4 separate regions of the Homo sapiens genome follow, and all the other regions are linked to region 1. The links are chromatin contacts, found by Hi-C or POLR2A ChIA-PET in ENCODE. All regions are on one chromosome and are shown on one strand. The core of a region is the stretch at or near the end of the contact, and the rest is flanking DNA. Distances in the headings are between cores, read along the strand shown.

The links. A loop is a pair of places that touch in the nucleus more often than their neighbours do. ChIA-PET counts read pairs that join two places held with the same protein, here RNA polymerase II (POLR2A). Pooled maps may share reads with other maps.
Region 2: a loop to region 1 is called in a pooled map, with 4 times the contacts of the local background. The contact joins the enhancer-like site here to the promoter of UACA in region 1. A Hi-C loop is called at or near these places in 4 of 50 pooled maps.
Region 3: POLR2A ChIA-PET joins it to region 1 with 10 read pairs in activated CD4-positive, alpha-beta T cell. The contact joins the promoter of NOX5 here to the promoter of UACA in region 1. POLR2A ChIA-PET finds 5 or more read pairs at or near these places in 2 of 52 experiments (activated B cell and activated CD4-positive, alpha-beta T cell).
Region 4: a map of CD14-positive monocyte shows a loop between it and region 1 (7-fold over the local background). The contact joins the promoter of ANP32A here to the promoter of UACA in region 1. A Hi-C loop is called at or near these places in 1 of 168 maps with a recorded cell type or tissue (CD14-positive monocyte) and 6 of 50 pooled maps. POLR2A ChIA-PET finds 5 or more read pairs at or near these places in 1 of 52 experiments (H1).

What each region holds. Positions count from the first base shown.
Region 1 is chr15:70,762,305-70,765,194 of GRCh38, forward strand. UACA (uveal autoantigen with coiled-coil domains and ankyrin repeats) reads right to left here and starts at 1,254. Exons shown (of 19, transcript NM_018003.4): 1 at 1,026-1,254. The coding sequence starts at 1,103. RefSeq lists a silencer at 1,019-1,428.
Region 2 is chr15:69,757,402-69,760,462 of GRCh38, forward strand. All of the region lies in intron 2 of LOC107984788 (a long non-coding RNA gene), which reads left to right. Among named protein-coding and RNA genes, the nearest start is that of LINC00593, 76 kb to the right of the region's middle. Within about 2 kb of position 1,775, at least 5 of the 41 ENCODE cell types and tissues checked have a DNase peak (open chromatin) inside an H3K27ac peak, as active enhancers do.
Region 3 is chr15:69,013,363-69,016,188 of GRCh38, forward strand. NOX5 (NADPH oxidase 5) reads left to right here and starts at 1,333. Exons shown (of 16, transcript NM_024505.4): 1 at 1,333-1,423. The coding sequence starts at 1,374. All of the region lies in intron 2 of SPESP1-NOX5 (SPESP1-NOX5 readthrough), which reads left to right. RefSeq lists an enhancer at 2,440-2,826.
Region 4 is chr15:68,819,480-68,822,179 of GRCh38, forward strand. ANP32A (acidic nuclear phosphoprotein 32 family member A) reads right to left here and starts at 1,416. Exons shown (of 7, transcript NM_006305.4): 1 at 1,219-1,416. The coding sequence starts at 1,272. RefSeq lists enhancers at 1-114, 115-696 and silencers at 1,368-1,617, 1,668-1,827, 1,898-1,957.

The DNA.
Region 1 (2,890 bases), core at 4-2,503:
ATATAATCATTTGGTAAAATCTGCGTTGAATTGTAAAGGTTCATTTTAATTACCCCAACTAGGTAACTGTGCAGTTGGAGCATAACAACTCCTTTACGTTCGACTCTTCCAAGACTTTGTAAGTGGCACTTATTTTAATGATATAGAATTTTGATGATATCGCCATTCTTGTAACGTGACAAATTATCTAAATCACAACATCTGCGGTCAGGCTGTTTCTCAAGATTTCTGTTCTCCTGCCAACTAAAGAGGCCCCGACTACTCCTTGGCGCGCACACTGAGGCCGCGCTGCAGGTCAGCACCGAAAGAGCCCCGCACGGATCCCGCCCCACAGGTGCGATTTACACAACCCACATCACCACCACCCCTCCCAACTTCACCACCTCTAGGGTCACCACCCTGTGGGGTTTTGTCTTTACGACTAAGCCGATTCCCTCTGCCTCGCTGGGGAATCAAACTTCCCAGTGACAACGACAGCGGCCAGCACGGGACGTCCACCAGCCCGGCAGGGCTTGACGCTGTCTCAGACCCGGGGAAGGTCCGGAGTCCGGGCACGGTGGCGCGGGGTGCGCAGCCCTGCCCACCTGCCCTACCTGGTGCGAGCCCCGGCCCCGGGGACTGGGGAGCCAACACGGCCGAGCGGGCGTGGGCAGCAGGGCGAGCGCCGGGAGAGGAGAGCGACGAGGGGGGGTCAACGGAAAGAGCGGAGTAGGGGTGCCAATCGAGGAACTTTGGATTTAGGAGGAGGGGGCCAGAACCGCCCCACTGAGGTTTCTTCCAGAAGTTCGGAGGCTTGGGAGAAAGGGGTGGGGAAGAGACCCGTAGAGGCTCGGGTGCGGCGGCGGGGAGGATCCCCGGGGTCTCTGGGCTGACGGAGTCTCCGGCCTCAGGGAGGAGTCGCCAGGGCCGCCGAAGCCGAACTGGCAGAGGAAAAGCAGAGGAAGGCGGCGCGCGAACTCGCCAGCAAAGGAGGGCTGCGCTGCTCCCGGAGCGGAGCGCCTCGCAGCCCGGACCGCGGGACTCACCGCGCTGGCGGCGGCGGCGCCAGACGACGCGGGGCCGGGCACGTCCTGCCTCCTCAGGCGGGACTTGAGGCTCTTCATGGCTAACTCTTGCCTGGCCCCCGCGCGAACCTTAAAGGCTGCGGAGTGCCAGCGCGCAAGGAGTAGACGGCAGCGGCTGCAGCAGAGGCGGCGCGGGCTGTACCAGCCCCACCTGCCTGCCACCTGCGGGCCCCGGGCAGCAGACGTCGACAGGCCTGAGGCGGGGCTCCCCTCCCGTAGCCAATTGACCCGCTGCCCTGGCGGGGGCGTGGCAAACCGCGACCAATCGGAATGCGGGAATGGGGCGGGACTTCCCTTTTAAACTGAGTAACACCCTTCCTCTCCCAGCTGGAGGAAAAGTTTGGGAACTTTAGCCCGGGAAGGGGCGGAGGAGGTGGGCGGCCAGAGGCGTGGAGATGCGCGCAGGCCGGGCTCCAGGCCACCGGCGCCCGCCCACCCGGAGCTTAAGATCTAGAGAGAGCACGGGGTCCCGCCTTTGCCACCTCTCATCTTCCCGGACTCCCCTCCTCTTTCCACCCACGCGCTCTTTACCAAGTAAAGTTCCTTCCCTTCCGTCTGGTCTTAGAAATGACTCTTGGTTACCTGCACACAGAACAGCTTTCAGGAGCAACTTCTTTTCAGTCTCCTGTTTTACTACCAAATCCTGGTGCCTGGAAACCACCACACGCATCAAAAATTCCAGAAATAAACAGTCTCTAAGAAATAAGGTGCTGATTGTGCAGAAAAACGTACAGTTAAGAAAGACCTTGAAAGACGTTATAGTAAGTTACAGTACAAGTTACGTGCTCGTTTATTTGTTGAGTGAAGAATCCGCCGTATTGGAAGCAAAGGGACGGAATGGGGGCGGGGAGGGAGGAGAAGAGGTGCCATCAATTAAAAATGACTCCCACAGCCAGTGATTTAAGTTGTCAAAAAAAGTTACGCCCTTTTTTCTTCAAAAAGGTTTTTTGTTTTCTGTAGAAACACATTACATGTAAACGTATACGATGAAGTTAAATCATCTTACCTAGAAATCTGGGTTAGTAAAAATTATTTAAGAGGATGAAGAAACAGGAAGGTGCTCAGCACCCAATAATTTGCTGTTCGGGTGACATCTTCAAAAGTCTTCTTTGGAGTCATTTTTCCCCCCAGCAAAACGTTTATCGTAGCATGCATCCATTTGAAAAGACAAACGGTCCACATTTTCTGACTAACAAAGGACTCTTTTTTGTCTGAAAGGTCAGTTGCTCTCTTTAGAGTTTCTTTATAGTAACGCAAGGTTTTCTTCAAATACTGTAAGAAAGTTTTCAGAATTTCTTGGAGAGGCAGCATTCAAAGACTGTGTTAACCCTATACAACAAGTAAATAACAACTAACTACCCAAAAATATTATTAAATTTCATCTTGATTAGATCTTTGGAAGAAAATTTTCTTTGATTCCTCCCCCTTCCTCTAGATCTCCAGTCATTTAGTTCTTGTTGGCTCTTTAAAGTGTCTGTGTATGGTCAGTTACTCTGTTCTCACTGCCACTGCAGAGCCAAAATTACCTCATACCCGGACTATTATTACAGAAGCTTCCCAGCCAGTCTCCCAACCTTCAGTCTCTTAATTGTCCCATCACCAATAAATTATCAGCCATCATCAATAAGTCTTACAAAAATACTCCTCTTGCTCAAAAGCCTTCAGCAGCTAACGAATAAAATCTAATTCTTTGCATTTAAAGCTGTATAACGTGGACGCGACCCTGTTCTCTAGCCAACACCCCAAGCGAATTACTCTTCAGCCCATTCTCCAAACATGGGTCATGGCTTTCAACTTCCACATCTTTATGCATACTGATCCCTCCC
Region 2 (3,061 bases), core at 525-3,024, 1.0 Mb before region 1:
GACTCAACACCACTGAGACCTGGTTCGGTTTGAGTCGTATTCTGGTAAGCGTGCCTGACTCACTCTGCTCTCCCTTCTCTGTGCTCCTTGATGTACCCTCCTTTACCCCCAGGTGAAAAAGCTCCATTAACTTTGTCACAGCAGGTCCAGAAAGAAGCTAACACTGTAATATGAATTAGCTTAATATATTCTCAAGGTACCTATTTTCCCAGCAGGACAAGGCCTGCTTATCCTTTCAGATAATTCTTCATTCTTTCCTAGGGCCTTCCCATCTCTCCTAGCCCCAAGATCCAGGTCCTTCATCCAAAAGACCTACCCTAGGCCCCATTTCTGCACATTTCCGGCAAGATTCTGCCTGATCACTGCCTCAAGTTGATAGGACAAAATATTGTACCTGGGATCAATAAAAATTCTAATTCTAGCACTTTTTTTTTTTTTTTTTGAGACGGAGTTTTGCTCTTGTTGCCCAGGTTGGAGTGCGATGGCGTGATCTCGGCTCACTGCAACCTCCGCCTCCTGGGTTCAAGTGATTCTCCTGCCTCAGCCTCCCAAGTAGCTGGGATTATAGGCAGCTGCCAACATGCCTAGCTAATTTTTGTATTTTCAGTAGAGATGGGGTTTCACCATGTTGGTCAGGCTGGTCTCGAACTCCTGACCTCAGGTGATCTGCCTGCCTTGGCCTCCCAAAGTGCTGAGATTACAGACATGAGCCACTGTTCCCGGTCTAATTCTAGCACTTTCTAACTCTTAGACCTTGGCTTACATAATTAATGTTTCTAAAAGCTGTGATTTTTTTCATTTGCATAATGGAAATTGAAATAGCTCATTGTGATGGTTCTTCATTCAACATGTTTTTAAAGTCCCTACGAGGTGCTCAAGCACTCTGCTGCTGTGATACTGTGGGTACATGACTGGGAAAGCCAGAGGCCATCTGATACAGCCACAGGAATGAAGCTTTGCTGGTTGATAGATGGGATAATGCAGGGGTTGGCAAACTTTTTCTGTAAAGCGCCAGATAGTAAATATTTTAGGCTTTATTCTGCCATAGTAGTGCAAAAGCAGCCATAAACAATATATAAACAAATGGGTGTGGCTCTGTGCCAATAAAACTTCACAAAAAACAAGCAGCAGGCTTTGGCTTGTAGGAAGTAGTTTGCCTACTGCTGGGCTAAAGGTTAATGTTTGTGGATTGAGGGTCAGTTCCAGATCACTCCAAGAAGGTGGCTTCAGATGATGAACATGTGGACTTAGGCTGGCATGCTGGGAGTTCTTCAGGAGGGCCTCCAAATGCATCATTCCTCTTGCTTATGCAGAGCTGGACGGGTTAGATCTCAAGCTGGCTTAATTAACTTTCCAGGCCTTCTTCCTTAATGGCAAAGTACAAATTCAGTAGCATTCAGTGGCCCCTTATAACAGACACAGTAAGTATGACAAAGATACAACCCAGCCTACACTACTGGGATGACAGGGAAAAGTCATCCCAGCAGGGTTTAACTAGTGGTTTCCCAAACTTGAACACTCATTGAATCACTCAGGATGCTTGTTAAAAATACAGATTCCTGGACCCCTACTTTAGAATGATTATTTCAAGCTATAGAGATGACCTGGGGATTCTGGACCATTAGCATGTGGACCAGATGATTTTAAAGGAGGGAAACTCAGAGTTAGGCCCCTTTTAGCTGTGACATACAGTGGTTATCAAAAGAGTAAAGGAAGCCTGTCTGCCCTTGCTGGGCTGTGGTGGGACAGAGAATGGTGGTGGTGGGGATCGTTATCTTGTCTGCAAAGACGTGGCAGGATGTGGTTGACCTGAACTTCCTGTGAATCAAGGAACCAGAGAACAGGGGGGAGAGATTCACAGCCCGGCAGTAGGCTCAGCCCACATGCCTAGAGTGTGCTCAGTGGGTACTGGGAAATGAGAGCCTGGCCCCACCTCTTCTCCGTGACCTTGGGCAGGTCACTTCACCTCTCAGAGTGTCAGTTTCCTCATGGATACAAAGGAGATGATGATAGGTCATTTTCAAGGACACCATGAAGAATAAATAAGGTATCATTTATAAAACCTCTGTCTCCTTGATTAGTGGTAGAAAATTCTCTTTCAGTGGAATCAGTGTCCACCTCAAAACATCCAAGGGCCAAGAGTTAGGAGACCTCCTTCATGGGCGGGGTTTTACCAATGACTCAATGCTCCATCTTGGAGTAAGTGAGATCATGTTGCTGGGCCTCACTTCACTTGACTGTAGAATGGGACGTTATGCACCTGCGGTTCCCTGTTTCCTTTTCAAGGATTCTCTTGAAGGTTGGATGAGACTATGGAATGAGAAGTGTCCTGGTGCTGTCAAGGGATATGGCAAAAAAAATGTGCAAGACCATTCTTGTCAGGTGCGGGGAGAGATGTTGCTGACTTTAATAATGTACTTCTTTCCATTTGTTATTTTTACAACAAAGGAAGAAATAAAACAGGACCTCTGAAAGATTCCTTGTCATATATAGCTTTCTCCTATTGAGTTATTTTCATCTGAGTTTATCAATCAATTGAGAAACAGTCACTGGATATCAACGGTGTACCCAGCCCTGTGCTATGTGTAAGATAAGGAGGTTCAGAGGTATGCCGCTAGGTCCCTAACCATGAGAGACCCACAGTCCAGCTTAGGAGATAACAAATATGTGTTATCCAGGTATGTTAACACATGGGAAGTGAAATAGAAGTGCAGTGATGATGCTGATGATGCTGACAGTAATGATGGAAAGGATGAAGATGATGTTAATTATTCTTCATATACACCACAATTGTACAGTTTACAAAGCATGTTTAGGACGATTATCTTATCTGATATTCAAGTCTAGAAAAACCCTGATTTTACTGATGAACAAACTGAGGGTAATAACTTCTCAGAGATCAGATAGGAAGAAAGTAGCTTAGTTGGACTCCAGCTTCTTTCTTTTGGCCCCAAGAGTGCCATTATCCTCAAGACATCATAACTTTCTTCCTTTAAATTGCAACAGAACATTGCAAAATGCACATTATCGTCAGATAGTAACATGAGTAAATTAGCACATG
Region 3 (2,826 bases), core at 83-2,582, 1.7 Mb before region 1:
AACTGGCCATAACTTGAAAGTATAATTCATATTTACTGCTTGGCTTATTTCCTCAAAAGAATTTTCTGTTTCCTACATATTATTCCTGAACTGATTTAATGAAATGTGTTTGTATTTCTCTCTTTACTTTGCCAGGAAAACTATTGAAACAGTCAAAGTAGCCTCCAAAATTGCTGCTCTCCAGGCATGGGAGCACCCCATTTCCAGAGATTACCAAAAGATCACTGAAATTCTGTAGAACTTGTCTTGGGACTGGCCCCAAACAAATGAGAACTGGCTGAATCTGTGGGTAGAAAAATATGTGAGTGACAGCAAAGAGGCTTCCAGTGAGCCCCTGCTGGTTCAGAAGACTTGACATGGCCAGCACCAAAGGATCCCTTTAGGGTACCCCCACCATGAGCCACATACTGGGAGAAATTTCTTGTAGCACTCTGCTTTAAAACAAAACCATAATGATAACTAATCATTTCCCTGATTTTGGAAATTAACCAGAGACATCTAAAATCACCACTAGGACATCCCAATCTGCACCAGATGGCCAGGGTTATCAGCCAAAGCTGATCTCTTTCCAGGCAAAACAAAAAGTATAAACACTTTGAATTTTAATCGCAGAGCAGTATTACCTAAGTAATTATACAATTTCCCTTAAGTTTAAAACAAAATAGCTTGCAGGTCCCACTTTTTTCCCTAGGCTCTATGGGCTAGGAACCTCTGCAGGTGACTGTTTCAATATAGTTGTACACAATATGTTGAGACTGAGTATAGCTCCATGGGTGGTTAACTATACAATCTCCACAGTCAGCCCAATGTAGTTGTAAAATTTGTGCTGAGCCCACTGGACACATTACTTCACCTCTCTGTTTCACTTCCCTAATCAATAGAATGATGCCAACACCCACCAGATAGGGCTGTGTTACGAATTAAACTGAGCAATACGTGCAAAGTTCTTAGCACAGTGCATGGCTCAGAGTAAGTGCTTAAACATTTTTGTTGATAATTGATATTATTGTTATTGGCGAAGTCTTGCTTGACTTATAAGCAGGGCCTGCCTGGAGTTGTTGGTGATTTTTTTCACAGTATGTTCCTAGATAACCTAGCTTCACCATAGTATTTTTGAGGAAAGGAAAGAGAAGATACTGGGCCAGATGGAAGACAGCTCATCCTTCCTAATAAAACTCTTGCCCCATTGCATTCCATGCTTCCTGGTTGGGATTTTTCTAGACCAACTCAGCCACCAGTTTTATGAGGGACTGTGGGTGTGAGCAGGTCTTTAGGAGTCAGGAAGAGGAGGAGTCAGGGGGGTGGCTACACAGTGCAGGCAGCTCAATGGACAGCAGTCTTTCTGGGACCTGTGATCTAGAAGACAGGAGAAGATGAACACATCTGGAGACCCAGCCCAGACGGGCCCTGAAGGCTGTAGAGGGTGAGTGGCTCATTTGTCCAGCTTTCCATGCCAGGGACAAGGGAAAGGTGGGATTATTTGCCTTTGTGGGATCTACAAAAGGTAACTGTGTCTGCCTTGGGCAGAAATCAGAAGATCTGAGCTCTATTCTTGCCTTGCTACTAGCAAGCTGGGCAATCTTGGATAAGTCACCAGCCCTCTCTGGGTCTGTTTTCTCATCTGTAAAATAAAGAACTGGCCAAGTCAGTGTAATAGCAATACCCAGCATTTGTACAATGCTTTCCAGTTGTACTTTTCCAAACAGCATCTCATTTGGTCCTCATAGCCCTTTGTTGGAGAGATGCTTGTGGGCTGGTCATTCAGCTGGTGCAAAGCAAGGCTGGACCTAAAATCCTGGTCTCCTGGGGTAAATTCTGGCCTCTGGTGAGCACATTGTTCCCCTTGAGCTCTGAAATCTGAAGATTCCCGCTCCTTCCTGCTACCTACAGTGTTACCTTCCTTCCCACCCTATTCCCTCACCACCTAGATCACTCTGGCTGTCCCAGTCTCTTCTCAGCCCCTTCCCAGAGTTACCTCTCCCCTTGCACAGGCCCACCACACTGATCTTGTTTCTGAAAAGTGGGAGGTGAACAGCAGATACCTCCTCCCTGCCTTCCCTGCGTTAGCACTTGCATGCAGCCCTTTTTCCAGAATTCTCTCTGCTTTGTGGAATGCCTTCCCGAGGGTCCCGAGAGATGAAGAAAGTGGAGGCTGTTTAACCCCTAGGGCAGCATTTCTCCAGGTGCATGGGTGGGTCACCCATGCGTGGGTCACAAGATCCGGGGTGCAGGTGAAATGTGCAGATTCCTGCCTCCTCCCCACCAAGGTTGGCGAGTCAGAATGCACATTTTTACAAACTCTCATGTTTCTGGCAAGAACATATTGCAGTTTGGGAACCACTAGTCATTAGGTGAGTGCTCTTTTGGGCCGTGGAGGGCTGCCTTGAAACCACCAAAGGGTGGCTATAAGTCAGTGGGAGGTGTGAATGTCTTTGGGGGGGCAGTGATGGGAAGGCGGCTTCAGCTCAGGGACATGAGAAGCAGGCACTCGAAGCTTGGAGTCTGCACAGGCAGTGAACGCCCATCAGTGAAGGTCGAAGCAGAGTCATTGTTGGGTCGGGGGTGGGGAGAAGTGTGTGGGGCTGGGCCCAGGACAGTGGTTCTCTGGGGCTGGTGTGAAAAAACCTAGGAAGCTCTTAAAAGAGGCTCCTTGGCTGATGTTGAAGCCACGAGGGATGAGAAGGTCTGATGCGAAGCTCTCTTCCTCTTTTCCAGCTGTGGGCTGCTTCTGGTACACAGGGATAGTAATAATACCTACCTCACTGGGCTGCACCAAAGACAGAAGGGGCCAATATACTAAATAAAGTGGCTGGCACACTGGAGGGC
Region 4 (2,700 bases), core at 166-2,665, 1.9 Mb before region 1:
TAACGGCGGCTAGCGGGCAAACTCCCATCCTAGAGCTGCGTGTTTGCCATGCCCGCATAAACGTGGACCCAGCCAGTACCCACCACGGGCGCCAGCTCCGGGCAGCTCGCGTCCTGACAAAGTTTCCCGTGCCCATTTATTAAGCAGGCGCCGAATGGCTGCCGACAAGCCCAGCACTGAGAAAGACGGGCCGGGGGTTCGAGCTGGGGGGCACCAGGGCCCAAAGGCTGGCATCTTGGGGAAGCCGGAAGGAGCTGGGGCGAGGGGGCACCGGGACGTAGCCTTTGGGCAACTTGCACCAGCGATCGCTGGAGGCAGGGAGACGCGGGGATTATCTGTGCCTTAGCACGTTCGAAAATCCCTCCCCCTCCTTCTAATTTATCCTCCCTTCGGAAGGAAAGGAAGAAACATCAGCATCTGGCCCGAAGGTGGGGTGGAAAGAGTGAGGGAGAAAGAGGAGGAGAGGAAGGGAGGCAGAGAAAGGGAGGGAGGGAGAGAAAGGGCGCGTTCACGAACACTACAAAGTTACAAATATGGCTCCCCCGTCTCTCGCCTCATCACTGCAAAGAAATGAAGACGCACTTTAAACTCCAGCCATTCCCAACTCCGCTGCAGCCCCCTCCCCACGCGCTCTCCCCGGGGGCCTCGGCCCACATTTATCAGAAACTAAACCGGACTCGCGAAGCCCCAAACTTATTGTGTGTGCGAGCGAGCGAGCGAGAGAAAGGGAGGGGGGAGGCGCGGGAGGGGGGCGGAAGGGGGGATACATTTATAAAATGTAAAACCCCCTTTTTTTGTTGTTAAATCCAGGAGGCAGCCCCTCTCCTCCTCCTCCCTCGTTAATCTTCCCCCCAGACGGAGTCACGGGAGCAGCGATCTCCGAGGGTGATTTCGCCTCATTCTCTCCGACCCAAACGCGTGCGCCCGCCGGCCCCCGATGGGTGCACACTCGCACGCACACTCTCGCACCCACACTCGCACACGCGGGAGCACACGCACAGGTAGTCACACACCAAGGGCAGCGGCGGCGGCAGCCGGAACATGCTCGGATGGCATTGCAACCCCCCAGCCTTGCCAATTCGCTTGCAGTCCGACCCCCAAACCCGCACCTCCCGGGCGCCCCCCCCCAAAAAAAGTGCCTCCCCCCAGCGCGCACACACACACACACACACAAAGTAGGAGAATGGACCGACAGAGATATTTTTGGCAAATGCTCACATCAGAGGGCGTCCTGTTCCGCAGCTCTAAATGAATCCGTCTGCCCATCTCCATCTCTCGCGCTCTCTCTCTGCAGAGGCTCCCGCGCCGGCGGAATTCAATCAATAAACCCCGAACCCACGGCCGCGCGTTTTAGGACTTTGAAGGCTCAACCAGCTCCGCTCGGTTCTCGAGCCCCCAGCACCCGCGGCGCACACTAACCTGATCGCCGTGGAGGCGGGATCTGCGGCCCCATGGACGAGCGGCAGCGGCCCGAGCCAATCGCCGCCGAGGGTCTCCGGGCAACAGCCAATGGCAGTGGCGGCGGGGGGGGGAAGGGACCAATGGGCGGGCTGCGCAGCCGGCCAGGGAGGCTCGGCCATTTGGTAGTGGTGCCGGAGACGGACCCCTTTAGATTTCGGGGCGGCTGAGGAGCGCGGCGGCTGCTCTGTGGCTGAGTGAGGGGGGTGGGCGGAATGGCGGGGGAAGGGAAGGTGACTGTGCCTCGAGGGCCGAGCCGCCCGGCCTTGCCAGCCAGCCGCCGCCTCAGCGTTCGGCCGGGGGCGGGGCCGCAGGTGCGTTCTGCGAGGGGGAGGGGCGCGGCCGGAGGGGTCGGGTCGGGGTCCCCGCCCGGCCGAGGGCTTCGCGGGGCGGCGCGACGGGGTTGCGGAAGGAGGCGGGCGGCTTGAGGTCCGGGGACCGCGGGCTGCCCAGCGGGAGGGCAGATGAAAGGCCTGGAAGGAGGAGAGGGGTCAGGGTGCAATGCCGGGAGGGGCTCGTCGGGTCCCGGGTCCGGCGGCTCGCGCTGGGGAGCGTGGCTGCCCCCGTCACCCCCACCGCGGCTGCCCAGCAGCCCGCGCGCCCCTTCCCCTCCGGCCTCGTCCCTGTCAGGCCGCCACCATCGCCACCCTCGTATACATAAGTCAGTAAAAGCAAGATGCTTCCACTTTTGGATGACTTACCGCGCGGTCGCGACCCTTCCCACGAAGAGGCTTTTCACTTTGCTGTCATATTAGGTCAGCTTGGAAGAAGTGATCACCAAGAGACACCCAAGATCTTGTTTAGGCAATAAATGAATGAAGACCATGGATTAAGAACCGTTGCTAGATATGTAGAATATTAAAAGGTGGAAAAGGAAGGTGCTCATAACTCCTGGTTTTCTGGACCAAACATAATTTCTGGGCTTTATAGACCTAGTGAAAGAGAACGGCGCACGGTTTATTCTAATCGTCCACCTGAGTCATTCGGTTCGGTTTGGGTTGCCAAGGAGGCTCTAACTGGAGCCCTTTCTCCTGGTTTTTCGGCGTGGTTGCCTTGGGTATTTTTGAATCACATTAAGTTTTAAGAGACCTTAAAGCCCCGATGCCCACTGGGTTACCGACTTACGGCACTAAGTTGGCTGCCTGTGGCTGTTAATAAACCACGGGGATTGTTGTCAACGAGGACAGATACATCCTTACCTTTCCACACGACTGTATTTTAGTGTTTGTTTCTACATGTCTG